Regions from separate parts of the Mus musculus genome. Here region 1 is linked to region 2. The links are chromatin loops, found by intact Hi-C in ENCODE. Cell type or tissue: left cerebral cortex. All regions are shown on one strand. Links, peaks and the distances in the headings refer to the core of each region. The heading gives the core; the rest is flanking DNA.

The links. A loop is a pair of places that touch in the nucleus more often than their neighbours do. Peaks named below come from ENCODE experiments on the same cell type or tissue, not always from the same donor. Only the 100,000 strongest peaks of a DNase experiment are listed, where the experiment ranks them.
Region 1: a loop joins it to region 2, with 1.8 times the contacts of the local background. A loop is called at or near these places in 3 of 42 quality-filtered maps.

Annotation. Positions count from the first base shown.
Region 1 is chr5:13,461,252-13,476,502 of GRCm38, reverse strand. It overlaps Sema3a (sema domain, immunoglobulin domain (Ig), short basic domain, secreted, (semaphorin) 3A), which reads right to left. Exons shown (of 17, transcript NM_009152.4): 4 at 2,985-3,104. Among named protein-coding and RNA genes, the nearest start is that of Sema3a, 70 kb to the right of the region's middle. In left cerebral cortex, for the core only: no CTCF peak of the experiment used is centred there; DNase peaks (open chromatin) are centred at 5,811, 6,242, 6,926 and 7,287; H3K4me3 peaks cover 598 bases; H3K27ac peaks cover 342 bases.
Region 2 is chr5:13,414,000-13,429,250 of GRCm38, reverse strand. All of the region lies in intron 1 of Sema3a (sema domain, immunoglobulin domain (Ig), short basic domain, secreted, (semaphorin) 3A), which reads right to left. Among named protein-coding and RNA genes, the nearest start is that of Sema3a, 22 kb to the right of the region's middle. In left cerebral cortex, for the core only: no CTCF peak of the experiment used is centred there; a DNase peak (open chromatin) is centred at 7,808; H3K4me3 peaks cover 239 bases.

The sequences.
Region 1 (15,251 bases), core at 5,760-8,259, 48 kb before region 2:
ATCACCGGGCTTCTTAATTTGGACCTGTTCGAAACTCTGAGTTTCTTGGGAAAAAATACTTGTACCTCAGTATGTCATCTCAAAGCTCACGTAGGAAGCTAGGTTTATTTACCATTTCAGTGGAGGGGAGCCTGAGCAATGGCCTGTAGCCCTTCACTCCCCACAAGCCCACCCTAAGAGCAGCAAAGCTTAGTTTACTTGAAAGATAGCACGGATTAACAACAGGAAGCTCAATTATAGGAGGGCAGCGGGGCCATCTTCATAGGAAAAAGTGGTAAAAATCCATGCAGATGCATAGAATTTTAGCATAAATAGATACCAAAGTAATGGAAGTCTCAGCTTTTAGAGATAGGAGATTTAAGATGAGTACAGAGATGCCCTATAAGGGAAGTCTAGTGACATTATTTATAATCACAGATGAGGAGACAAGTAAATATCAGGTAAGGTGGCAATAATGAATGAGACAAACTGCCAAGGCTTTCAACCTGAGACACATTTATAATTTCAATTATTAGCTGTTCGTTTTTTAGCAAGGATGACCTATCAGATCTCAAACATGTTCATTCCAATCTTACATTAAGCACAGATACAGGGAACGAAGCCCGTGGCTCTACATGGAGTAACTAAGGTTAAGTAAACGGAGATGCAGGAAGTAAATCCTGAGACTGGAAGAATGCCATGCTTTCACATTGAGACTGGAAGGTTGAAGTTTGTGTAGCACTAAATGTTAGGAGTGTGGGAGGCAATTTGAGGTAATGATTTAGGATAACTCTCATTTAACATATGTGAATCCCTAGGCAAGGATGATTTTATTGTTTTACAAGTTATAAGCAGAGACTATGAGATGTTAAATAATTTTCCCATATGCACCTAGAGACATGAGCTTCGGGGATACTGGTTAGTTCATATTGTTGTTCCACCTATAGGGTTGCAGACCTCTTTAGCTCCTTGAGTACTTTCTCTAGCTCCTCCATTGGGGGTCCTGTGATCCATCCAATAGCTGACTGTGAGCATCCACTTCTGTGTTTGCCAGGCACCGGCAAAGCCTCACAAGAGACAGCTATATCAGGGTTCTTTCAGCAAAATCTTGCTGACGTATGCAATGGTGTCAGCGTTTGGAGGCTGATTATGGGATGGATTCCCAGGTGTGGCAGTCTCTAGATGGTCCATCCTTTAGTCTCAGCTCCAAACTTTGTCTCTGAAGATGACCTAGTGGGCCATCATTGGGAAGAGAGGCCCCTTGGTCTTGCAAACTTTATATGCCTCAGTACAGGGGAATGCCAGGGCCAAGAAGTGGGAGTGGGTGGGTAGGGGAGTGGGGGTGGGGAGGGTATGGGGGACTTTTGGGATAGCATTTGAAATGTAAGTGAAAAAAAACGCCTAATTTTTTTTTTAAAGGGGGAAAAAAGACAAGAAATACAAATAATTAAAGTTAAAAAAAAATCCCAGGGCTTCAAAAGCTGATGCTTTGTGGCTCAAGATCTGAAGCCTATTGTGACACCACCATGTATATTTTTCTGTGCCTCTGGGGAAGGAGATTCCTGGGAGTGCTACTGCATCCTCGTGTGCTGCCCATCAGGACCATTATGAATCCGGGTACAAAATGTGCACCACAGTGGGTCCAGCTTTTATTGAAGTCGGCAGTTTTACATTTGGGCTGGTAGCACATGGGTAGTTATTTAATTGGAAGTGACTACAACCACCATCTCTAGTCTCTCCGGGGTCCTGCAAAGGAACTAATTCCTATTTTCCTCAGAGTGAAACGGAAACTTAAAGAGGACTCATGTCCTAAAAAGTCCCATCATGATGAAACATCTTGTCCACACTAAAAAGTATTTCACACACACTTGTGAGGATGAGGAGAAGGAAGACTATAAGGGCGGGTGGGCAGGCACAAGCGTGTAACTTTCATATATGGATGAGTCCTCAGGGGTCTCATCAGGGAAGCAACAGCAGAAACCACACCACCAAGTAAGTGGCTAGAGCATTGGAAACAGAACCTATAGTGCACTGTCCCGTATAAGGAAGATAAAGAATGAAATGTTTGGCTTTCTTGTCTTTGGAATCAACACAACACATTGCTATCTCACAGGGCACCTTAAGAAAATGCAGCACTAGCCTGGAGCTGAGGATCTAAGTGGCTGACATGTAAATTCAGTCTTATCTTTAGGATTCCAGAAAGATTCTGTGACCAAACTCTTGATTTGTTGAGCGTTTCTGAATTCCAATTTGGAAGTAAGTTCTGTAACAGATCACTCGCTCAGCATGTGAACTCTCTTGTTCTGAAGACGCAGTGCCAGAGCTAACAACAGTGTTTGTAACTGAGGCGGCTGAGATGTCCAGCTCAATACACTGCTTTCAATAGGAGCAATGCCTCCTCATTTTAAATCTGATTTAAATTTACTCAACTACAATTCTCTCACCAAAGTTTCTCTCAACAACATCTTTCAGTAGAGCAAAATATATTTCATTCTTTTCCATGCTAGTAGTATAATAATCAGAAATATAAAGGTAAAACCTAACAAAGCAAGAACTAGAATGTGGGGTTCCCGTCTTGGAACCCATTTATAGAGCGTATCCATCTTAATTCTCTAACAGAAGATACCAGCAAAAATAAAACAAAACAAACAAGCAAACACAACAGATCAGTAGGAGGCGAGTTATGGCAGGGGAGCTACAGATAAGCAGATGACTGAGAACGGAGAACACCTGCAGCTTGCCTCCCTGGGTCTCACATGCAGAGAGGAGGACTCTGAAATCCAGGGTGAGAACAAATGTTCTCCTCCCTTCTCTTGTCCCACAGTTGGTGAGTGATGACTGTGCTGTTTGATATTTACAGACTAAAATTAATAACAGCATCTGAATTGGAACAAGGTCCCCATGCATACATAACAGGAAGCTAAATGAGCTGAAGGAATCAGCAATGAACTGTTTAAACCGGAAGGAGCCAGGAACCAAAAGCGTTTTTTATGAGTCAGCTTTACCTCAGGATGATGTCCAACTTCAATATAGGTGCAGATTGGATGGAAAGCCCCAGTTCCACAGGCATACAAGTGAGTCTGATTATAAGCCTCCAGGACCTTGATGAAATTGGCACATTCTTTCTGTGAAACAAAAGGCAAACCAGTTAGTTCCAGCCGTCAGCCTGACTGAAGAACCCAGGATGTTTGCCATGCTGGGAGAGATTTTGTATGTATACCTTTTTCAAACTTTAGGGCTCATTTATTATTCTGTTATTTTGTTCATAGCATTACATGCATTAAAATGTAAAAACCTAAACCTTGAGGAAATTAATATAATATACTGTGCCTAGTTTTATATCAACATGAACAAGCTATAGTTATCTGAGAAGAGGAAACCACATGTGAGAAGATCCATCCATCAGACTGGTATGTAAGCTAGCATATAAGGCATTTTCTTAATTAGTGATTGATAGGGAAGGGTCCAGTCCCTTTTGGGTGGTGCCACACATGGGCTAGTGGTTCCTTGTTCTATAAGAAAGCAGGTCAATGAGCAAGCCATAGAATGCAAGCCAGTCAATATCACCCTCAGCAGCTTCTACATCAGCTCTTGCCTCCAAGTTTCTGCCCTGGCTTCCTTCAAAATGAACAGTGGTATTGATATCTAAGGCCAAGTCGTTTTGGATGCAGTGTTTCATCCCAGCAATAGTAACCCTGGATAAGACATATACCCTTCACCAAATATCTTTCATGAAAACTATTTCTAAAACATCATAGCCTAACTGAATAGGAAGTTCTGGGTTGCCAGTAATCATGGGTGATATTTCCATAGTTCAGACAACAACCAACTCTCTAAATAACAAATTATTCAAATGAGATTATGGTGAAATTCTTATTACAAAAGTGACTTCTGAGTTTAAATTTAGAAAACAGGAACAGAAATAAAGGATAACCTGAAGCTAATCATTGCTAGTAATGCATATTGGTTTCTTTCTAATAAGTATGCATTCAGATACTACCTAATAGATATATTGAGAGTGTTTTCCTACATTGTTCATAGTTTTTAAGAAAATTTTCAGTTGAATATTTAAAAGTAAGCCCTAGAGATGGAGCTATAATATTTCAAACCAGACTACTGTATAAATGGTGTTGGCTCGCTCACAAAATGGAGAACCAGGTTGAATGTTATGCTCCGAAGTGTGTTATGCCCTCAAAGCTTTCTCTGTGACCCGCGACTTCTTAGGTGTGAACTCAGAATGCATCTGGACTTATGCAGTCAGTTAGAGTTTATAAGTGGAGTGTTATAACTCGCTGAGTACATTTCCACATGACATTTGTATCCAGTACTTGCACCTGATGGCTTAGGTCTCAACTCCATTGGCCCATAAAATAAGGAGCAGGAAACTTCAGCAGAATAATTAACATTTCAATTCAAGAAAGTACCTGCTATTCATTCTATCTGATTGCTCTAGGACAAAACCTGATATTGTCCTATGAATATACACCCTTAGATGAATTAGACTTATTTAAAACAAAATGGAAGCTTTAGATGTGAATCCTCACGCATTCTTAACAATAATGTGCAATTTCAGTAGGTAAAAATTACAAAACAAACCAAAACAAAACTAAAAAACCAATTTCTTTATTGTTTTGTTAAGTAAATACAGAATGTATTCTCTTTCTTTTGGGCAAGGCATAAAATTATGCTCTGAAATCAACCGACTTTGCAAATTGTTCTGTTCTGAGGAAGAATTTCCTAGCTTAAAGGTTGTATGTATACCCTTCCTCACTCACTTTGAACAGGTTAGTTCCTGTTCAAAATATCATCACTGCAAAGGAGATAAAACATAACTTCGCTTGTTCTCAAAGCCCAGACTTCATTCTGTATCAGTCCCTCCTCTTTTCCCTACAGGACACAACATGAACGCCTATGCAGAGGAAGGAAACATCTGATAAATTCATTTACAAATGAAGCATTCATGGGTTTGCCCACAGGATATATTCGTACTCCTTTAAAAAAAAATCTGTCAATTTTCAAAGGAGGAATTTTTAAAAATATCTTTCTTTGAAACATGTAGGTGGTCACATATTCTGCTTTTACAGCCATCCCTCATTGTGGGTTCAATATTATTATATACAAGAAGATAAATAATGAGTTCTGGTACCATATGTCAAAAGCAAGATATTGGCTGTGCATTCATGGTTAAGCACATGGATATTCTAGTAAATAATAGTTGCAGACCCAGTCAGAAGACTTGTTTACTTTAGAAAAGAACAGGACTTCACTTGGTCTGGGAAATGCTTGTTGAGACTCACAAGCCATTTTGCATGTAAACCTAACGTCTCTAGTTCCATTATTCACATCCAATACCTCGTAACAATTTTAAAAGAGACTATGGTTCTCTGTGGTATAAAAGCAAAACATAATCATGAGTACAAATACTTGGAAACACAAAGGAAGGGTCACATTACCCTTACCACTGTTATGAATTTAATACCATAGCTTTTGTGAGTTCATTATTTCATATAGATTAGATAACCAATTAGCAATTTACCAGCGACTAAGGCTGTCTTTCTAAAGAAACTAGCAGGTTATAATTAACACAAGAAAAACTCCCTAAGCTCTTGAAGCCCACAAAATTGGACTACATTGAATATCAAATTCTCAATTTGTTCTCTATTAACTGTTAAATAGGGAACCACTATACTATGACAACCATTCTTTTACAAAGCTGCTGGAACAAAATCAATCATGGGACTCTAGCCGAGAAACCTGGCAAAGAGTCTGACTGAGTGTGCTGATAACAAGTGAGTCTGAGTTAGAGAAAATGGAGCCCCACCCTATTGGCCCAAGGCCTAGAATGATCTCCTTAATTTCCCCCACTCAACTCTCCCAATTGGCAAGTCGCACTGTTTGCCATGCCCCGAGGCTACCTTAGTATTATTTTCAAAGTAAAGGTTGAGGCAAATAGAGTGCGGAACAATTTCTTGGGCTTAGAGGGTAAAATGATGGTTGTAGGAAAACAAAGGAGTGGAAGGAAATACTTTCAAGATTGGTTTGAACATAGCCAAAGGAAGAACCCTCAGCATGTGTGGAAGAGGAAAGTAGACAAAAGGGTCTGAACAGAGAGGAACCCAAAACTTAAAAGACATTCACTTAGGATCTGTTCTTAAGAGAATGTCTACATAACAGTGTATCAATCCAGTCATTCAGTTGCCTCCCTTTTGTAGTCTGTGGCTGCCAAGCCTGGCAAGGATTCCAAACAGGACATTCATTTTATTCTGAGGCTGCCTGAACATTCTGTTAAACTAGGGGGAAGCACGGCAGCAAAAGGAGACACACTTCACACATTGCTGCTCTGGGGAAACAGAAGAGGAGTGTTTCTGACCTTTCCTTGAACCATGACGTTTCTCAAAACTCAGAATGTAATGTACTTTTTGGCATTAAACTCCTGCACGGCTTTGCTCCACACTGGAGGATTTACAGCGCAATAAAGACAGTGCAGTCAGCTCAAAATGAATTCATTTTTCAAACCTTGATCTTTTCTTCAAACTTCAGTTGATATACACAGGTGAACTTGGTAACACCTTGACATCCCGAGAGTCAGTGAATCTCAGGGCCTTCAGATCAACAGCACCCCACCATCATTAGTTTAGAAGTAAGAGCAGTTATAATCCAATAAAAACCCAAGCCCACACCTGAGGAGCCTTGATAAATCATCCTCTATGACAAGTTGTTTGGATCTGAGTTCTAGTGGGGGGCTCTAGCCTTTTTGGAGCACATGAATAGAAAAATTATGCATAAAAATATTGTCCCAAAGAATAAATGTAGAGAACATATCTATCCTTGAAAAAGATATCGGAGCTGAAAGCAGAATGAATCAAAAACAAACATCACAGATAGAGCTACGTAGCCCAGATTAGGCTCTGTTGCAGACTTTTCCTGGACCGTTACAAAAATAAAGCCCATCCATCTGTCAAAACAACTGCTCCATGCATGGAAATTAGAACAGCACTGAGGTGTTTTTAACTAACTTCCGATCCTTACGCTTTCTACAAAAGAATATAATTTACCTACAATTCCAATTACCTCTTCCCCTGTTCTTAAACTATGGATAAAATAGTGAGAATTTAACCTAAATAAAGAAGCGGCTTAAAAAAAACAAATGGGGAGGAGACAGTGAACAGGAACCATCTCTATTCAAATATATTCAGTTCGTGATTAAATCAAGCAAATTTGTGCTGGTTCAAATATAAACCAGCCCCAAATGAATGGGGATAGGATAGCACTGCCTCAGGTCAGTGACAATTTACTTTAAAGGAAAACTCAATAGTCCCTGTGCCATCAGCCGCTCACGTGGAATTCTTTTACTGTATAACCCAGCAGCTGGGAAAGCAAACGAATCCGTGGCTGTCAGGATGGGTGGGTGCACGCTGCAGGAAAACCCATTAATAAGCTTAATTCCTGAAGTTAATCCATTGACTCTCTTTCCACTGGTCCATTTATTTGGCAAGCTGACTGCATACTCCAAGGTTCCTGCCAAAGCGGTAATCCATGAGATTGCTCCTGTCACTCACGTTATCCTTCTTCTATTGGAGTTGCCCTGGACTTATCTGGCAGTAGTGATTTGTCTTTTTCCCTTCCTAAATTGTTCTGATCCAACTGTGATCTGATCATTCTCAATCATGTCTTCCCAGTCCTTCACACCCACTACAGGTGGCTAGAAATCTCTTCTTCACAGACGCGCATCTCACAGAGCTCATACATGGCTGTGCTCTCATTGTTGTATTATCTGCCTGAGATTGAATTAGTGACTTCTAACTTATATACCTGTATCGTAACAGAATTCAGCCTGCCAAGGAGAGATACCATTGTCTTTCTAGTGTAGGATAGAAGACCTAGAAAGAGGTCTAGCTTTTAGAGGACTGTCTGGTGTCATGGTTACAAATCTCCTTTCTTCCAGCTGCATTGTTTGATATCAAGCTAGATTTTGATTTGGTTAAGAGCTGTCCAAAATACTAAACACATTATATAGTTAATAATATAAAATGTTCATGCAATTCTCTTAGTAAAATGGAAATTCTCTAATGAGTTTTTAAACCACCATAGATGTAGTATGTATCAGACTTCTGGTACAAGTAGATACTGTATATGGATAGTCAATGCTCTCTCTCTCTGTCTCTCTGTCTCTCTGTCTCTCTCTCTCTCTCTCTCTCTCTCTCTCTCTCTCTCTCTGTGTGTGTGTCTCTCTGTGTGTGTGTGTGTTTTAAGAGCCTAAAGTGTATTTCCCTTATGAGGATCCTAAAACATAAAATATTGGAAATATGTTTTTTGGAAAGGTTCTCCCCTGGCTGGCATGGCACTGACCATGTAGAACAGGCTGGCTTACAAGGAGTTATATAGACCAGAGTGGCCACAAACTCACAAATGTCCAATTAACTCTACCTCCTGAGTGCTGTAATTAAAAGCTTTCACCACCATGCACAGTATGAAAGATTTTTGTAATAATAGAAATGTGCTGAAAATCAATTAGTTGCTCTAGAGTCAATGAGTGATATAAGTGCAGATGCAGAGCCATGTTGGCTTCAACTGCATTACTTCAAAAGTTGTGGCTAGAAGCCCTTGTCCAGTAAACCTTGAGTATGGTGATATTTACAAATAGACCCTTGAAGAACTAAGTTAATGGAGGCCCCTAGGGTGACCCTAATCTAATCTACTTTGTTTTTTTCCAGAGAGGAAAGAAAGATACATAGAGAGGCATCAGGGTGAGCGGACACAGAGGAATGAGCATCCAGAGAAGCATTATGAGACATACTGAGGAACAAGCCAATGAGTGGGCCTCAAAGCCAGCCCTTTGGAGGCTTAGATCTTTTGCTTCAAGCTGCCATGACTGGGACAAAATAAATGTCGGTTGTTTCAAGCCATACTGTAGTTTTATGTTGTGGCATTCTGGGAACAAATGTAAAAGAGACTGCAGGCATGTTGATTGTGTAATGATAAAAGATGCTTGGTCAAAGACATTTATGGTTGCTGTTTAAATTTTTAGCAAAATAAAACAAATGTAATAAAAAAGTTTTGATGTTAGTTATCTAAGTTATGGTCTTCTACGTCACACATAATTAGATATTAAAGTGAAATTTCACAAATTCCATTTGTCCAGCTTTTTGAAACAAAAGTATTTCTTCAAATAATTTAGGATAATAGACCAAAAATCTACAAACGGGTCTACATATATGTTCATGCTTATGTGTATTAGTGTATATACACATATCACTATGATAAATTGTAGATATTATATTTGACTAGAGTTCAACCTAAGAAATTTAGAATTCATTGACTTTTATTCATGTTTAATGACAATTTTGATTTCTTTAAAGTATGAACTATAGCCTGGTCACGGTGTATGTCTTCACTACTAGTACTCAGGAGGCAAAGACACTGGGCTTTCTGAGAGGTGGAGGACAGCCTGGCAGTCAAGGCTACAGAGAAACCCTGACTAAAAATAACCAAAACAGCAAAAAAGTATGGAAGACATTCTAAAAAACAGTCAGAAGATCTTACAGGTCAATTCAAATGAAATTATAAAGATAACATTAAAACACTATTGAGATAGCTATTTTTATCCATGAGTTAGGGGTGGGCTTGAATGAGCTTGGGAATCTTCTGTTTTGTGCATGACCACAGGAAAGTTGTTCCAGACTCTTGACCTCAAGTGCTCTCAACTAAAGCTGGGATTAATGATACATCCCAATAAAGCAATAGCATGTATTCATGAACTGGTTATCCATTTTGTTGTTGCTATTGCTATTTTGAGAAAAGGTCTCCCTATATAGCACTGGCTTTCCTGAACTCACTATATGGATCAGCCAGACCTCAGCCTCATAGAGATCCCCTGAATCAGCCTTATGAGGGCTAGGATAAAAGGCTTGTATCACCATAACCTGTGGTTATCCTTTCTTAAAAATAAGCATGTCTTTATTGTTTTGAATGCTTAAAGGCTGTCTAACTTCTATACTAGTCTATATCCTATACCATTCCATACATTATGCCAACAACCCAAATATGAGTTCTTTATTCCTTCTGAAGACATTCTTCAGAGAATTGAAACCCATACTGGGAACTAAACAGAGGTAACTTCAATAAACTTGCTTTAGAAGATTGCTATGTGCCCATCTTCTGCTACAAATAAATGTTACAGGTTGTTCATTAAAACTGTCATGAAATTTCATTACTCCAACAAGGGAGGACTTTCGAATATAGCCACTTTTGTCCTAATATGGGCCTTTGGTCATCATCTAGTTAAGCAGTAAAACACAGCATTGGTTTTTGACAGCTGTAGAGGAATTGTGCTTTGCCAACTTAGTTAAGCAGGGAGTACATTTCCTAGTCACTCCTCTTTAATCGCTTGTAAGGTTGCTCTTATAAGATATTTTTCAAAGATGTGGAAGCAAGGTTTCACCTATAGTCATAGCCCTGTCAATGTTTTCCACGACTGGACCCTTGTGAGCAAGTTCTAACATTGGGCTGGAAATTTATTCCCTTCCCTATTTGTTTCAGTTCAGCCATGAGATCTTGTCTTCATCCTTATCTAGTGCCATGGCAATTAGCAGCATCTTCTTAAGATTAGCAATTGACTACCAGGAATTGATGTAATGAAAAGCAGTTCCCGCTCCCCCTTGATATGTTCTTTGTCCACTTTACTTTCTTTTCTAACACCAAATCTGGTTGTCTATAGAATTGTAGGCACAGTTAACACGTCAGAAGCAGTACTCAGCCTACCATAGAGTCTTCACCACATGCTACCATTGCACAAATTTTGATACCTTTTGTAAAATTCTTTTTATATTCCATTTATTTAAGTCTGGCCTCTAAAGAAATTCTAACAGGTGAATATCTTACTAAAATAGAATAACTTATCTGAAAATGCCTACCTAGAAGGGGTTAATAGATTTGACCTAATTATCTCCCCTACATATAATCACTACTTTATAATATTTTTGTTTATAAATATGATGGTTTATCCTTTCATAAGTATGTGTGGAAGAATAAAAATTATATAAATATTGAAATTATTTCAACATGCTACTAGAAAACAAATATTTTAAAAGATTATACATGATATAAATATACATGAACAAATATGCATAAATATAATATATATGTAATATATAGTACAGTATGTTAAAGCTATCCATAATATACATTATAGATACAGAAAATGTGGTACCTTTACACAATGGAGTACTACACAGCTATCAAAAACAATGTATTTATGAAATTCTTGGGCAAGTGGATAGATCTGGAGGATATCATCTTGAGTGAGGTAACTCAATCACAAAAGAACACACATGATATGCAATCACTGATAAGTGAATATTAGCCCAGAAGCTCAGAGTACCCAAGATACAATTCAGAAACCACATGAAACTCAAGAAAAAGGAAGACCAAAGTGTGGATACTTTGATTATTCTTAGAAGGGGGAACAAAATATACATGGAGACAAAGTATAGAGCAGAGACTGAAGGAATGACTGTCCAGAGACTGTCCCACCCGAGGATCCATCCCATATACAGTTACCAAACCCAGACACTATTGTAGATGCCAACAAGTGTTTGCTGACAGGAGCCTGATATAGCTGTTTCCTGAGAGGTTTGGCCAGTGCCTGACAAATACAGAAGGAGATGTTCACAGCCATCCATTGGACTGAGCACAGGGTCCCCAATGAAGGAGTTAGAGAAAGTTCCCAAGCAGCTGAAGGGGTTTGCAGCCCCATAGGCAGAACAACAATATGAACTAACCAGTACCCCCAGAGCTCCTGGAACTAAACCACCAACCAAAGAATACACATGGTGGGACTGGTGGCTCTAGCTGCATATGTAGCAGAGGATGGCCTAGTCGGTCATCAATGGGAGGAGAGGACATTGGTCCTGTGAAGGTTCTATGCCCCAGTGTAGGGGAATGCCAGGGCCAGGAAGCAGGAGTGGGTAGGTTGGTGAGCAGGGGGAGAGGGGAAGTGATAGGGGGTTTTGGGAGGGGAAACCAGGAAAGGGGATAACATTTGAAATGTAAATAAAAAATATCTAATAAAAAAAAGAATAAAAATATTTAATATATTTAGCACCTAAATGAAGATTACTGAGAATTTTCATCATTGTTCTCATTTTAACATAATAAAGAAAAGTTAACATCCTCTGGTACTAGTAATCACATTTTCTAAATAAAATCATGTTTGCATCCTCTCTCCTTCCCCAGCTCTCATCAAAAGCAGCATATCAACACTAACATTACGATGCTACAGAACTTTGGGAAAGTTTAGTGATATTTTGTAGATCTATCTTATTGTTCCCTTTTGAATCAAATTAACGTTAAAAACAGCCAAAAGCTGATGATAGCATATTTATCTTCAGACAGAGTTTACCATCTATAAGAAAATATTCTTAAAATTAAGGCTAAATCTATAGCATCATGGTTGGTTTATCGGTAAGTAGATATCCATTTATATAAATCATTCAGCACAAGAGGAACAGAATATATGAGCGATGGCTAGGAGAGTTCCAGGTGAGGGGGACTCTGTGGACTTCTCACTTGAGATAGGAAATCCTCTCTCTGGAATTTCCTGAGATTGAGCTAATGATTCATACAGAATGGCTTAAAGTGAATTACCTTGCTCTGTTCCAGCCAGATATAAATAATGATTCTTAAGCTAGTGCCAACCTTCTTTTGGGCCACTTAAAAATATACTTGAAATTTCTCAAGATGATCGAATTTTAACATCCTTTTTGGATTGCTAGTATTATTTTGCAAGTAAAGTTAGTCACTTACAATAATTACAAATGCCAGTTCTTACATATGACGGTTGGTCTGGGTTGATGGAGAAATGTTTATCGTTTTATTTTGCTTAAAAATTCAAATGGCAATTCAAAAGTTGAATAACATCTAAAATAAATCTAAAGGTTCAATAGCACTTGTTGTACATCTTGTACCTGACACAGGACACTGAGTTTCCTAATGACTTCTAAAACAAGCACGCGTTTGTGAGGCTTGGACTGCTTAATCATGAGAGGCTACATTTGGATCCCTGCAACCTCTGTGAATCGTTGGGTATGGTGGTACCTTCTGGAGAATAAAAAGCAGGACAAACTCTGGGCTCACTGGCCAGCCAGCTTAGGCAAATGGATTAAATTCAGATTATGTCTCAGAAAAATATATTGGATTGTGACTGACCAAGAAATAGAAAACAGGACAAACTCTGGGCTCACTGACCAGCCAGCTTAGGCAAATGGATTAAATTCAGATTATGTCTCAGAAAAATATATTGGATTGTGACTGACCAAGAAATAGAAAATTAGTCTGTGGCTCCCACTGACATGTATGTACCCCGTACACAACCATGTACACGAATATACTCAGAAAGGAAACATTGTCTGTGTCACCAGTCACCGATTACTCTAAGAAAATGTGCTGCGATCAATATCAAGTATTCAGAAAACTCTCAGTGTTTGCAGTCACGAATGTTGAATCTGTAAATTCAGATAATGCAGTATTTCTCTCAATAGTAATGCGCACATCACTCAGAGGAATATAAAATCTACACTTAAATCTGCTTCATTTCATGAGACAAGAGATTTTCTGGTCTACATTCAACATTTGTTAGCTGCATGATTGCAGTACTGTCATCTTTCACCAGGAGCCATATTTGGAAATACACTATCTATTGTGAGGTCATCTTCATTGTCAATAAGAACCACATTCAATATTAACAACAATTATAAAGTAACAGGCCTAATCTACTTTAAGCAAGTTATCCTGCTAAGGTTTTATGGATACTTGCAAAAGCACATGGCTACTGGGTCAGACCTAATGGCCTTATTACTCACTGGATGCAATAGCCGTAATAGCAGCTTGAATTGTACAGTTTGCACAGCTCCATTGTGGCAGTGAATAGAGGACCAGGTAACTACTGCCTAAAGTATATGGCTTTATACCAGAGGAGTTATAGTAAAATAAATTTTAATATTTAAATCTGGGTGTGTTAAGATGCCTTTGAGTTGAATGAGATGGTAGGTCACTATCCAGTCACTCCACACACAAGCTTCAGCCTCCAGAGAAGACCTCTGCTTATCAAGGCTGTTTGAAGCCAGCCAATGGCTTCTGAGGAATAATTAATTTTAGATTACTCTTAACTACAAAAACACAATTGACAGTCTGGCGGTGGTTACGCATGCCTTTAATCCCAGCACTTGGGAGGCAGAGGCAGGCTGATTTCTGAGTTCGAGGCCAGCCTGGTCAACAAAGTGAGTTCCAGGACAGCAAAGGCTACACAGAGAAACCCTGTCTCAAAAAAGCAAAAACACAAACAAACAAACAAACAACAAAACCACAATTGACAATAATCTGTGGCATAAGTAGTTGATGCTACTGCTCAGACAAAAATGTGATACAAATATAGATTTATAAGTTTTGACAGTCAGTGAACATTTGATTTTTGTAAACTCCAAAATTTGAAAAACAGCAACAACTCTCCCTCACTTGCAAATTAATACCAAGCTTTGAAATTCCTAAGACCAACCAACCAACCAAAAACGCTGAAGGTTAGTGACATCCTTGAACTTTGAAATATTAAATAAAATTTAATGTTTGGCATGCAACTTTTGACATGTATGAGACAAGTGAGACTAAAATTGTGTTACTTGTCAAAAATTAATGCTGCTAGATTCATGGAATATGAGTCCTTTTGATAGAGCTGTTATTGTACACCATAGCTTTCTATGGTCATAACATTTAAGAACAGGAAAACAAACTCCTTAAAACTATGGAGTTCTGAGGTTCAGGTGCATAACGCTGCTCTCTGAAATGTATCTGGAAAAGAATTCTGAGAATCTGCTCCTTTTGGTTCCTCTCAGATGGTTGAAATTTTGATTTCCAATGATGCTCAAAATATTTCTAGCAGTCATACGGTTGCCATTTGGTTTTATTGAAACAGTGCAAAGAGAGATGGGTTAGTAGGATAAACAAAGAGGATTCAGAGAGCTATTGATTCAAAACAGATTCTTTTACCAGCTTAGCACAAATTCATTTTGCATTTGCAAACCATGGTCAAGGAAGCTAAGCCACCAGAAAAAATGTACTGAGAATAACTCAGGGGGATTTAGAGCCTTGGGAACATCAGCAAGGGAGAGTAGAGGGCAGTCAAAATGTACAGATCATATTTTATTTTTGTCATCAAATTACCTTTCTAATATAAAATACATATTTTCCAGCATGTCTCTAGCAAGTAGATAGTAAAGGTG
Region 2 (15,251 bases), core at 6,839-9,338:
AATAGTTGGCCCTCAACATAGAATCTTATTGGATTTACTGAAAACCAAATGTTTACAATCTGAGTTGAATGTATGGAGTAAGAATGCACAGCTTCCTATACTAATCCTTTAATACTATTCATATATATTTTGATAAATTATTTTTAGAACAGTATGTGGCAGCTCTTGAATAATCAGAAATTGTTCCAAATTCAAACTGATTGTTTCTGTTTTTCACTAAAAGAAAAGAATCCCTAAAAATAATGAGATGTGATTGCTACCTGTGTATGGCTAGCAAAGCTGTTGCCATATGCACAGTACAGAAAGATTATTCAATTGTAGATACGAGGAGGATGTGGGGGAAGGGAAAGAATTGGACTGGCCAGCTGGAGCCAAGCCTGGAATACATATTTGGCTGAATTTTAAGAGTTAGAGCTGGGAATCACTTACATGCTTTCAAGTCTAGGAAGAGTAAGAAACTTCTTAATCCCCAGAATGAAGAGACAGTGTTAAGAACATTAGCTTGTTCCATTTTTCCCCTCTATTTTTTACTTTAATTAAAAAAAAAAAAAAGGTGCCACCCTAGTACAATAGGTTGGATCACGATCATTACATTGGTACAGATCTGGATGATTCTGTTCTGTTCTGACTTATTTTCTTTTTAGGAAAAATAAACACTCAAGGACAAACTGAAAGGCATGCTTTCCTTAAACCACATTTCCAAAGTTAGATGCTAGGTTTAATGGCTCTACCGCACACTAGATAGAACTGAAGGAAAATACTTTTTTGAATTGTACAGCAGTAGCCACCGAGCTTGGGCATCTCAGGGTTTAGGTGAGGACTTCCTGGTTAGTTTGGAAAAGCTGTCTTAATGCAGCTCTTTTTTCGATTCACAGCTGACATACAAAAACACTGTAGAGAGAAACAGCCAGGTAGTTCCTGCTCCTGGATTAGACGTGTTATTGAATATTTAAGATAACAACTGGTATGCTCTACACCTAGAAAAAGAACTGCTGCACAGATATGGGGGTCTTACATAAGAAGTTATACACCAAAGTCAAGGAAACACAGGTGATCAATGTAATTGCTGATGAAGTCCTTAGAATCTCAGTTGTGGATCATTAGCAAGACGAGGACTACTAAAGCTTTGTGTGCAGATTAGCAGGAAAAGATGACAATGGTTATTATAACTATCAAACTCCTCAAAAGTTACTGGCTTTAACTTTTAGCATTACTGAATTTCCTACATTCCATACGCTTATAATTGTGTGATTTCAAAGGACCTGTGCATGTTTATACACAAGGTCAGATGTGACAGTCCAAGCTTCTGGAGGGACATGTGATTGGTGTGTTCAGGAAGGGTTAAACACCTCGGCATGTACACCCCCATTAAAATACACATAAACAATGAACACTGTGCACATGCTGGGGACAAATATTTACCAAGAAGCAAAATTAAGAAATCAGTTGTCTTTATGTTATATGAGAGATTATTTGTAAACTAACATAATTTTCAGGGGCAGGAAAAAAAGGGTATGAACTTTGTTGGCGCTAAACTCATCTTAAATAATGTGGACATTATGAAACCAAACAGGCATAAAAATAGTTTGAGGTAAAATACTTCGTTAAATATAACAATGGAGGGCAGTGGTGGCACACGACTTTAATCCCAGCACTTGGGAGGCAGAGGCAGGCAGATTTCTGAGTTTGAGGCCAGCCTGGTCTACAGAGTGAGTTCCAGGAAAGCCAGGGCTATACAGAGAATCCCTGTCTCGAAAAACAAAACAAAACAAAACAAAAACAAATACAACAATGGAAAAAAACAATATTATTCAAATAATACTTTTTATGCAACCTTAATAAATAAAATTGGGCTAGAAAAATTAGTATAATAAAGATTATTATTATTATTATTATTAATTATGATTATTATTCAGACAGTGATATGTCTCAGGGAGTCAAAAAATTTACTTATAAGACTGAAAAAGTATTTGGAAGAAATCTTACTTTTAAATTAAGATCTAATCAATATCTGAAGATTGGAATGATTTCTTTCTAATTATCATTATATATTAATTTACTAATAAATGTACGTGTTCTGATAGAAAACTTCTGTATCGTCTCCTAGGTGTTGTATATAGTTATAACAATTACAACTGCATTTAAATAATTATAGCCGAATGTGGTGGTTTGAATGCATATAGCCCCACAGGCTCATATCTTTGCATGCTTGGCCAATACAAAATGGCACTATTAGTAGGTTTGCTCTTTATGGAGTAGGTGTGGCTTTGTTGGAGGAAATGTGTTTCTGTAGAGGGTAGGCTGTGAGGTCTCTTATGTTCAAGCTATGCCTAGGGTGGTACACCGTCTCCATCTGTTGCCTTTGGATAAAGATGTAGAACTCTCAGCTACATCTCTTGTACCATGCCTGCTTGAAACCTGCCATGTTTACAACCATGGGAATAATGGACCACATGTCTGAAACTGTAAGCACTCCCAACTAAATGTTTTCCTTTATAAGATTTACTCTATTCATGGTGTTTCTTCACAGCAATAAAACCCAACTAAGACAGAAATTGGTGCCAGAGACTGGGGTATTGCTGTGATCTGCCTGACCATGTGTTTGTTTGGAGGAATACAGATTTTTCAGACTTTGGTTTAGGAAAGTAGTGTAATGCTTTAAGTACATATACCTTAATGGGCTATACTCATAGGAACATAGAATATAGTGGGCCTGAGGGTGATTTGAACTGTGGGGTCCTGGCTCAAGAGGTTTCAGGGGAGACTAATTTTAGTATGTGGCCCGAAAATTGTTCTTGCAACTATTTTAGCTAAGAATATAGCTGTTTTTTTTTTTGTCCTTGTCCAAAATGTTTGCCTGAGGCTAAAGTGAACAGTTTAGCAACATAGCAAATAGCAAAACAGCCTAGCATAGACCCTGTTGTATAGATACTAGTGTTCACTCTTATGAATAATGTTTTGATGAAAAAGAGAAAGCTGAGCAAGGAAAAATATATAATGAATGGTTCAAGGAAAATAGAAGCAGCAACAGGGGGAAATGGGGCTAAATCCTGTGTCTAAGGGGAGAAACATATTAAAGATATTAAGTGGCATAAAGGGAGTGGTGACCACAGGGCAAGATATTGCTTAGCTAAGGTTTTTGTGAAAACAAATTAAAGAAGTTTAGGTTCAGGCATGGTTGTCAGAGACTTTAACTCAGCACTCAGGAGTCAGAGACATGCAGATCTCTGCTTTCGGTTGCACAGAGGTTAAGATCTTACAGCTTACCTTTTTTTTTTTTTTTTTTTTTTTTTGGGTTTCAGACACAGAGAAAGGAAACTAGATCTGGAGAGGAAGCCTTCTGCCTGCTGACTAGCTTTCTAAGTGCTGAGGGTACTATATAGTTTGCTGTTTGCAGTGAGGTGAACAATAAGAGTCTTAGCTTGTTGGGAACTCAGCAGGCAATAATAATGACCTAGCAGGCAACAAAAGTCTTATACTGTAATACTGGTATGACTGGTGCAAGGCTCCAACTACTTTTTGATAGGGCATGATGCCTACTCCACTGAAGAGATTAATTCCTAATACTATGAATCTGCACAATGCTTTGCCTGAGAAGTCATAGACTCTAGGTGTAGAACCAGTTTTGTTGTTTCACTGAATGGGTGTGTTTTGCCTAACAAACTTTTATCAATGTGTATGTTATGTCCATAGATGAGTGTTGCTTTCAGCCTTCATCAATAAAGCTTCATTTCATAGTGAGCAGCGGCTACTACATAATTCCAAAACTAGTCAAATCACTTCGAATACGTGATTGTTGCCTGTTTAGACCAATGGTGACATCAATATCAGCCCTTTGAAGGTTCAGGTAACACCGCGGAAGAGGAAGAAGAAATAACATAAGGACCAAAGGACAGGGAAAGGGCTGTAAAATGCCATCTCATAGCGAGACAGAGATAGGAATGCTGTTTTCTAGAGAACATATTGCCTTTGCTATCATGAATTCATAGCAGTTGTAGTTGCGTGCATAGGACTGAGCCCATCAACGATTAGACCTAGATGGGGAAGAAGCTCATGAAGGTTGCAGAATCTTGGAAGGGTCATTGTACTACACAGTTGTGCAAGCATGGGGAAGTTGTCCCCGGTGGTGTAGCCACTACTGAATCTTCCATGCTCACTTAAAACTCTCCCTTCAGCCAAGTTCACACAAGTAACTTTTTAAAAAAAATAAGAATTTCTAAAAGTAAATAAACAAAGGGGAATAAGACTGAGAAGTTGGGAAGAGGATCAGAGTTTAAATGACAGGGGAAAGAAAATATAATGGGTAAAATAACCACAGCACATTAAATATGTTTATAAAATTGTCAAAAAGTTAATTGAGAAAATCCAGTACTGTGCTTTTTTTTTTTTAACAATGGCTCTACCGTATATCTTGAGTTCTTGTATGACTATGCCTCTCTAGAATTTCTTAAGCTTAGAATTGCTTTGTGAATGCTTTTGGCTTTTATAGGAATTTTAAGACTTTTTTTTTTAAGTGAAGACTGGCATTGGGATTTTTGCTTGGGATTCCAATGAATTTGTAAATTGTTTTTCTTTTAAGAAAAATGGCTATTTTCACAATCTTAATTCTTCCAAGTTTATGAGTATGATCCCTGCACCCTCTCCCCCTTTGGAGCTGTACCTCAATTCCAATCAGAAAGTTTGTTCTCAAAAAGATTGAGTCATTTGCTCTGTGCACAAGGCTCTAATTTCAGTTCTCCCAACTATACATTACACAGTTTAAATACCAATACATTTTGAGGTCCCTTAAGTAAACACACTGGAGATATACTTCAACTCTCATAAATGGTAGTCCCACTTATCAGCAAACAGAAAGATCAACCATTTTCCCATTGGCTGGTAGGGGTACCTTGTCAAAGGAGAAAGATGAGAGCAGTCCAGATATGAAATCCATCAGCTTGATTTAAAGCAGGGACACCATGAGTAAGTAGGTAGTTCTCATCTTCACCACGATCCCTTCCCTCCTGATTCTAAGGAATCACTCACACACACACACACACACACACACACACACACTTTGTACTACCTTGGTAATTCTAAAATACTAGAATAGGAATCATTATGGCTTTTCTTCCTTAGTATTTAAAATACTGGAAACACAGGTGGATTTATCCAAGCTTTGTTGAGGCATATTAAGGAACAGCTATTTCTTTCTGATCTGAGTTCTACATCTGGTCCTGGAAAGCCAGATGACAGTTTGATGCCCCTATGATTAGACTGTTACATACTATTGTTCTTTACCTTCAGAGTTAATCCAGCAGAGTCTGCCAGTCATGTAGACAAGAGACTACTTCGGAGGAAAACTGATTCACTCAAAGACATGCCAAGGCATGGGGAGGAATAATTACTCCTAATGAGATATCTTTATACCGCCCAAGAGCGCCTCCCCAGAATAGCTGCTTACAGTTCCCACCACTCAGCCCTGCTAAGTTTGCCTATATTGTTTTTTAAGTTTTATCTGAAAATGTATAACTTTTACTCTTCCTTCTATCATTTTAAGATATGAGTATAAAAGGCCAGGTGTGCTTTTCCTGACACTTTTGACTCTAAATCTAGTCATTCTCTGAAACTCTTGTCCCCTATCCTGACTGCTACATAGCTTCCTGATGTCTTCTAACACTGAATATGCCTGCTTTCTTGAAGTCTAACACCAAAGATATGACTTTATCTCTTTTATCTTTTCCATCTCTTAACCCCTTAGTGGAGTCTCTTATCCCTTCTCACCACCACCTATTGATTTTCTACTCAAATCCCTTTAAATTTAAATTATTGACCTTCTTTCTGAACCCACTTTATTTTTACTAGCAAGACAAAGAAACTAAAAGGGAATATCAATTTTTGATTTCCCCAGTAAGAATACTGGCACATATCTACAATTCCAATACAAAGCTAATAAGGCAGGAAAGATTATGATAAGTTCAAAGTCAGCTTGGGTTATATTGCTATTATCCAGCTAGTCATGGGTACATAGCAAAACTCTGTGTGTTAGTAACTTGTTTATTGCTATGATACCAAACACCTTTTAAAAGGAAAGCACCTAATTTGGAACCTTGCTTCCGAATCTATGACTATCATGACTGGACTTACGGGAGCAGGCAGACAAGCACCACTGGAGCAGTAGTTGAGATACCAGATGTTGATTTATCAGCAAGAGTCAGAGAGAGCTAACTTGAAATGGCTTGGGCTTTTAAAATCTCAAAGAATACCCCAGTGTACCCATCTCCTCCAATAAGTTTCACTTCCTAATTTTTCCTAATAATTCTATCAACTTGGGAACAAGTATTCAAACATGAGCCAATGGGGACTATTCTAATAAAAATAAAATCTTAGTGTGTGCTTGTTTGTGTACATGAGTGCATGTGTGGGTGCATGGTTGCGAGTGCGTGAGTGTGTGTGTGTGTCTGATCTCTGTTGGCAACTCCCTGTATAGGCTACATAACTTTAACAAGAAAACAAAGATAGCTTCCTTGAAAGTAAGTTTGAATAATGCAATTAGAAAGAATGATAGCATTAAATGCATCCATGTGCATAATAAGGATGAGGTCAATTTAAAAATGCATCGCTGTTCATTGCAAAGGACAATATCTGATAACAATTTCTTTAAAGGACCTTAAACCCTTTTGTGGTGATTGATATTCTCAGCACCTCGATTGGTATTTAGCAAAGATCAATAATTAGCTTTTCATTTACCTTTGTACAGAGGTACCTTCAAGAAGTGAAAATTCCAACAAGAAAACTAAAAGTTAAAAGAGAAACAAAAAGGAAGCGCCAGCAAATATAAGTTTCAGAAAGCCCAGCATCATTTCAATTTTCAGGCTTCTGAGATGAATGAGACTTCAAGAGAAGAGAGCCCTGTTGGCAAAGCCTTGGTATGACGAAGAGAAGGTGGATATAATGAGCACCAATCCATTCTTCCATTGTAAGGCGTTTTTACTTGTACATTATTCTACACTTTGCATAGCTTTTCACTTACAGAATCCTCAACATTTCATTGAGAAGGCAACGTGCTGTTTGTGATACATAGTGACACAGAAGGAGACTTATTCATAAGTCACCCATACAGTTTCTCAAGATGATACTGCTTCAAGGCAGTGACGTCAGAACAGAAGCTTTGCTTTCACTATTGTGCTTCTGTGTGGTAATAAGGCTCCATATCAAAAAGACTGCGGGGTCTTTGGAATTATTTAAAAGAGACCACTGTATAATTTTTTTCTGCTATTTTCTGAGCTGGTACTGGTAACAACCACACAAGATACATTTGATGGATGTATAAAAATTATATCAAGTTCTCAAATGGAATATTTTAGAATATTCTCCATAATTCCTTTAATTTGTTTCCATATAACTACTTATCTAAATATTAAATTATCTGAATAGGTTTTAGACTTTCCATGAATTTCCATTTTTGATAACTGGATCTCCTTAAATGTGTACTAGTGATCATGAAAAGCTACGGCTACATACAGGGATTTCCAATCTGGAAGCAGACAGTGTGTGGCTTTATGTCTGCCAAGTGTTGCCATCTTAAAATCTTGACTGTTGAAACAATAACATTTTGGCTGCTTTTACGACACTCTTTTAATGTTTACAGATTGGTAAATGTGCATCTTTATAAAACAGAGAGCTTACTTAATTAAACTGGACCAGTGTAAGAACTAGGGCAATGTATTGTGAACCAAATCATCTCAATATGGTTGGGTATAGAACAGCTCGTCTTGCTCATTGAGTTCTATCGAATTTTGGCAGAGAAAAAGAAAGAAAGAACAGATGGTGAAAGACAGAAACTGAGCTGCTGGCGATGGGATACACTATCACACTGAATTATAAAGAATGGAGCCCCAAGTGCCTGAATAGCTATTTAATTTAGAGTACAAAATCAACACACTGCTTGCTTTTGAAGTACCAGAATGTTTTCAGCAAAAAAGAAAGTAGAATTGGATTTCAAGTTATGACGAAGCAGTGTTAAAATGTGATATCATGTGGAAGCAAATGTTTACTTCCTGCATTTGGTTCCAATAACTGATACATTATATTTTTTGTTTGGGTTAGGAAATAGAGAAGACGTTATACATTCCCATTCACAATTCAACAGTGAGGAATTTGTTTATTTATTCACTTCCTGACTGATTGACATATGATCTCATGTAACCCCAGATGGTTTCAAATTTATTATCTACAAAAGTCAAGCTTTGAACTAGCTGCTTCCACATCCCAAATGCTGAGAGATCATCTTTAGATACCACAATCCCCAGCAACCTGGGAAATTTAAATTACATGGAAATACACACACACACACACACACACACACACACACACACACTTACTTCTTGAAAATATGAACTCATTATTTATTGCTGACCAAAAATGATAGAAATATTACCTTTAAGTAAACAAAAACTACTAGGTAAAAATGTTACTTTTCAAACTATCAAAAATGCATAATCTAGGATAACATAAATAATAGATACCAAATGACCAAAACTAAGAGTCCATTATGCCTTTTCATACATACCCCTCTGGTTTTTAAACTTGTAAATCAGAATTTGTTTTTGCTTTGTGATTTAATGAGCATTCACTTTTACATACATCATATGGATTGTTAATAACTGGATTTTCATATGGATCTTTTATTTATTAAACAAAAAATTAATAGTTCAGTCATGTCCTAGCAAGACTTCTACTTCTCTTTAAACTTTCAAAAGACATTTTGGCATTGAAAGCTGAGAGACACCTGAAAGGTGTGTGTGTGTGTGTGTGTGTGTGTGTGTGTGTGTGTGTGTGTGTAGGCAAAGTATCATATTTCTGTGAATATCTCATCTTCAAATTTACAATTTTATGTACAGAACTGAAATTTGAGTTAAAATACAATGATTATGTTACACAATATGATTCTTTTGGTTTTTCTTTTAATCATTCAGATAAGCAAAACTGCTTTGAGCTTTCAGGCTGTATGAAAACACTGAGCAGTCTGTTTTGGAAAAAAGGTTTGGTTTTGGGCAAAGTACAAGTCTCAACTTGAGAATTTTTTTGTTTTTACTTTTGGGGGTATCTGATAGAAGAGTGTTGAGGAAATATTAACCATCTCAATGACTAACCTATAAGTTCTGCCTTGACTCTATGCATAAGGGAAAGAAATTTTTTTACTTCTCTTTGTACTTTATGGCCATATATTAAGAGGATATATGCAGTAAGAAGCAATGAGCTTGTTGATGTAAAAAATGCTTAATAGTTCTTTTCTTGGGTGTACTTTGAGTTTCTCTCTTGTTGGTTTATTTTTTATCTCATTTAAGTATAATTCTAATCATCAGAAAATGAAGGGGTAGGTAATTCCATGAGTTATAATACATTATTTTTTAAAAGTTCTTTAAAGATTATTGTTTGGGATTAGGCATATAATAAGAAGCTTATGTACCATGTGTGAGGCACCATCTTTAATTCCCAGTATTGCAAACAAAAAATGTCTGCTGCTTTATTGGTAGAGAAGATGTAAATATATATACATAACGTAAAAACAAACAAGCACAGAGGATGATGGTATGTGAGAGGCAGAGGCAGGTGGATCTCTGTGAGTTCCAGGCCAGCCTGGTATATAGAGCTGAGTTCCAGCACAGCCAGAACTCAAGCAAAACAGCATAGCCCATTGCTCTGCTGTGCTTGGTACATGATTGGTTTGTGGTAGTTAATTTTCAGGTCAGTTTGACTGCATTTAGAATCACCTCTGGGCAAGTCTGCAAAGCTCATTCCACAGATGTTTGAGAAGCAAAGACAGCCATGACTATGAGCATCAGCAGACTGAGCACCAGAAACCAGAATAGGAAGAAAAGTCAAGCCACACGCTAGCACTCATCTTGCTCTCTGTCTTGATTGAAGGCATACTGTGACTTGGCACATCCCATTTCTCCTATTATACCTTTCTGAAGGTCACACCATAAGCCAACACAAAACCTTCCTTCCATAAGATGCTTTTGTTAAGTATGTTTTCACAGTAATGAGAAAATTAAAAGTTCTATGACTTAAACTGAATAGGAGAAGACGAGAGGAGTGAGTCTGAGATGAGCCCAAAGCACCCAAGCCTACAAAATCTAAGATTGGTACACCCAATCCAGAAAGGGAACCCTGAGTCACAAAAAGCTGTAGCTTTACAATTCAAAGAGGCAAATAAGTCCTGAGGTCCTGAAATTCTGTGGTCAGATGTAGTCTGCTAATATTCTAGGTCTAATTATATGCTACAATTGCTCATCTGGTTAATATTAAACTTATGTAGAATTTCAGATGAGAGAACTAAACTCAAAAGAAATATATGACCAGCATCAAAGCAGTTCCATGAACGTGGTCCATGTGCCAGCAATGCTGGGTGGAAAGGCACAAGCTGGAAAGGAGCTTACCTGCCCTGAATAAATTGATTGGAATATCTTTATTTGTTGTTTTTATGAATCAACCATGATATACATCTTTCTACTGAGTTTTTAATAAAACTTCTTGAGGTCTATAAGAATGATTTAAAAATTTTAAAACACAATAAACATCTAAAAGGAGGCTAGAACTTTGTCTTTGGAAAAATTCATGTATATAGAATTCTTTTGTTTCCATAAATATAGATAAGTAATGACATGTCATTTACTATATATGCTTTAAAAATGTTATAACATTTTGTAAAATAATTTTATAAGAATCCATATCATTTTCTAAGTCATAATAATGAGTAAATTTCTAGAATAGACTTGGTCTTCTTAGATATTTTAATTTAGTTTACTATAATTCATATTCTGTTTTAAATTTTATTTTTGAGTCTATATTTTGTTTTCATACATATCTGCGTACCACATGCATCTAATGCCTGTGGAGACTTGAGGAAGGTGTAAGATTCCCTGGGACATGCAGACAATTGTCAGCTGTTATGTGGCATCTTGGAATCAAGCCTGCATCTTCTGGAAGAGCAACCAGTGCTCTTAACTAGTGAGCCATCTCTCCAGTTCCGTAGTCTCTAGTCTACAGGTGTTTTCATTTTTATAATGATATCGAGTTACCAATCTAAATGTTACTCTAAGAAAATAAAACAATCTTTACATAACTTCTTTAAAGTATAATATTTTCTGAAATATTTAGTGTCTCCTGCTTAATTTTTAAGACTTTAAAGACAAGACTCTCAAACTTGCTAAAGGTCGTTTTTCTACCCTAATGACTCTATATAACTACAGCACCGCAGCCTTTGAACAGTTATTTGAGTGTCTGAAATACTTCTTCAAACAGAACATTGATTTAAAGAATGGATAGTAGAGTCCAATGCAAAAGAAAGTTCTAGCTTTTCTCCATTCTTTTTTCCCATTGTGCACCCTTGTTTCTGCATGGAAACAAGTTTCTACACAGATGTGCTGTGTCTATTACATGGTATTCACAGGAAAATGTCAGCAGTATTTCTGACCATAAAGTGATCACAAAGTGGTAATTGTTGATATTTTCAAATCATCATCATCGTTTAGAGCAGAGGAAACAACATGGGAGCTATGTTTTTAGCTTCAAAGCTTAAAGACAACTGTTTTCGGGTTTTAGTTCAAACCACAGTGTTCATCAGCAGTAGGGAATATCCACCACACCAAGTAAAGGAGACAGAGAACAATTGTCCAACTAATCCCACATTATACTGTCCTAGTGAGTGATCAGCCTGAGTCAGCTTTCTTTTGTGTTTGTGGAATGCACATCCATAGACCATGCAGAGGCAAGGTTAGTAATCAGCAGACTTTGGGACTTGGAAATCTGATTCTAGGATCCAAAACAGACATTTCCTTTTGGACATGTCAAAGGTTCTTCATGTCTGTGTCCGTGTGTGTGTGGTGTGTGTGTGTGTTAAAGGTTGTGATAAGTCAAGCAGAGGAATGAGGTTGCATTTCTCAATGGTAGCTAACAATGTTTTGTTTGGAAGCTTATAGCAAGCTTCCCCTACTTGTAAACTGTCATACCCATTAATCTGATTAAAGAAACCTGTTGAATGCTGGATTGGACGGACATGTACTATTAAAAGCCTGCTGGTGGACTCTGAATGTAAGGAGGTAGGCAGAGAAAGCAGTCTCTGTGTGAACTTTGCATGCCCAGTGATGGAATGCTCTGAAGTTTTATGGCAGCTTTTATTTATGGTCATAGTGATTCACCACCACTAACAAGCCTCCCAGCTTCCTAGTACCACTATCACTTTATCCCTGTATTTAGCACAGGAAATGGTAAACACACAAAAGCTGAAACAGGTGACTTTGTATTAAAACTCACAGTGTTGTTCTCTAAAGTATTCTTTCAGCTTAGTTTTCCCTTTTACAGACTACAATGTGTATCTTGTTTTCTGGATTGCATAAATGATGTAGGGCACAGTTCTTATATTTCAGTTGATACAAATCTTGGTACAAAATGCACATTAAGAAGTTATCCTGTGGTATGTGGTAAATTGCCGATACAATTTAAATAAAGGCTAAATTAGTGTGAATAGCAAAAAATTTAAATAAGATGAACAGCCAAAGTCAAAAAAAAAAAAAAGAATACCCATTATTGGAGTAAAGAACAGAGGAGTATAAATATGTTTTTCACTGGCATTTCTCCCATGACAGTTCTCTCTTCCTGCATTTAATGGGAAACATACCATGAGTTTAATGTATACCTATCAAAAAAAGTCATGTATTAGCATCTAAGATACATAAGCATGCTTATTAATTAAAGATGGCATGAAAACTGGTGGTTGCCAGAAAGTCTATTAGAATTCTAGAATGGTTGTTTAAAATGGCTTCCAAAGTCGCAGACATGATAGTCAAAGAAAGGCAATAGTAAATGTGTAAGGAAAGAGCAGACAATTTACAATTTAATGGTCCTGTGCAAGAAGTAGAGTTATCTACAGACACTGAAGGGGGTTCTGGCCCACAAGTGATCTGTCACATATGTACTTCACTCACACTTCTAAGCCACTATTGCCATATTACTTTGTGAGCTGAGAGAAATGGTTTTGATGTGATTTTTGGGAGCCTGATCTGGAATCATTTATGCTAGTAGCATGTGCTAAGTTTGGTGTGTGTACCTTCATTTTTAGTAGTAAAAGAAACCATTCAGAAATGGGGAAAATGTTGCCAGTCTAAACTTTCTTTCATTGTTTCATAGTAATTCCTAGTTTGGGCCTTAAAATATAGCTATGTCAGTGGAGCCACCAAGTTTCTTAGAGATGACTCTAGGATCATCTTCTATTATTAAAAGCACCCAAACAAAAGGTCTGTTCAAGCATTAAAAGAGTGTGAGTCACTGATGCCCAGCTAATACTTGTGTATGAGTCATGTGTGGGAAAGTGAAAGAATGCACAGGTACTCAGGTGACTGTCTTTAGAACTATGGTATCTGGAGACAATGAGAATACCAGGTTCATGGGTATTCCTGATATATCAGAGGACAATGTCATAATCCATCTTGCCATAGGATCCCTGAGCCTGGTGTTCTTCAATCAGCCAAGCACTGTTTCCCTAAAAAAAATTGTACGAAGTGATTATCTTAGTCCCTTGGCTTTAGTATCTCATATTTTATTGCATGAGATAAAGTGATCTCCTTCTGGAATGAAAGAAACAACATATTCTTTCATATAATCTCAACTGTAAATCAAATTTAATGAAATTATGGCATATGCTAAAATTTATTAAAACTTAATAAATCCCAGTTTATTCTAAGAACAATGCATTATATTTTTCTTTCAAAGGTGTATTCATTGATTATGAGTATCTAACAATTAAGTATAGTCTTTATATTTACCACGTTGCTTACATCACACTGAATACTTTGTGTATCTTCCTTACATCTTTCTTTCCATCCTCAGCTCTTAACTCACAAGGTGAGTGAATAATACCTTGCTCATCTTTTCGTTATCCTTATAAAGCCATTTGCACTTCTATCATTTGACCCGATTGCTTATATTTCAAAGCACCCTTATACTTTTCTACTTGTGTTTAATATTTAACTGATCAACCATAGCCTATTAATATCCACACACTGCAAATGATGTTCTGGACTGAGTTTAACTGTCTGGAGTTACTAGCATTCTCTTCCTACTTAACTAGAGTGGTCTACTGATTTGAACAAGATGACGGTTCCAAACTTTATGCTTTGTAATTAAATGTGATGATTAAACGTAAGCCTTATGACAATATTTTGGCATGTTTAGTTACTTTCAGTGAAAACTAAATGTTAAAAAAGTGAATAGTGATTGAGTATATCTTTTGTGACATGCATGGGCTCAGATGAGAAAAATTACTTACTTGCCCAAGGTTAGTTGTCCAGTCTGTCTTTCAACCAATCTGACCTGGAGTTGTTCAATATGTCTAGTAACAGACATACTAAACGTGTCATGAGAGGCCTTTGTCACTTCCGTACCTTCTTACTTATGCTACTTTTTTCTTCTAGAATGTTCTTTTTTTCATTCTACCTTTCTCCTTCTACAGATAACAAAAGGTCCTGTGTTGTCCTCACAAATACTCAGCTCACACAAACACATTGCTGATGTTTCTCCCAGCTGTGATATCTAAGTATTCTGAATTCTCATAGTACCTGCTTGGGACACATTGCTCTCCACATATAACCAATTATATGTGTTTTGCCATGCTGCCTATCTTTCTCATGAAAAGTAAGCTAAGTTAGGCAAAGCAGATGACTTGCATATATGTGCTAGTTTATCACTGCACAGCACTACAAACAATCCTAGCACTCTTTAGGGAAATGAACAAAGATTCTAAGGAGTTACAACTGGATTTCCTAAACTGGACACATCACCTTGTAGTCTGCTGTTCCTCTCTGTGTAATGTACAATTCATTTTCTGCTTGTCAGGTACTGTGTAGCTATTAATTGCCTCATGGCTACACACAGTATGGTTCTACTGGAAAGCCCTTCTGCATTCAACCCTGCAAAATGGATAGCCTTGCATTCAGGTTAATTTTCATTCCCTGTTAAACCCTTTTTCTTTATGCTCAATTGCACACCGTAGCATAATTAAGAACTCATTGTCACCTCTGAACTTAATCACATGTTCTTTGTATTTGAGTGGCAGGCCAATTTGCTTTATTATTGTGTGGCGTGTTTTCTTCAGTACCATGTTGCAAGGTTCTTGAGATCAGGCATTAATTCCATGTGTTTTTCAAGGCCCACTATTTATTACCATGAGTAATGTACAGCCATACTTAGTAAATATTCATTCCTTTGAA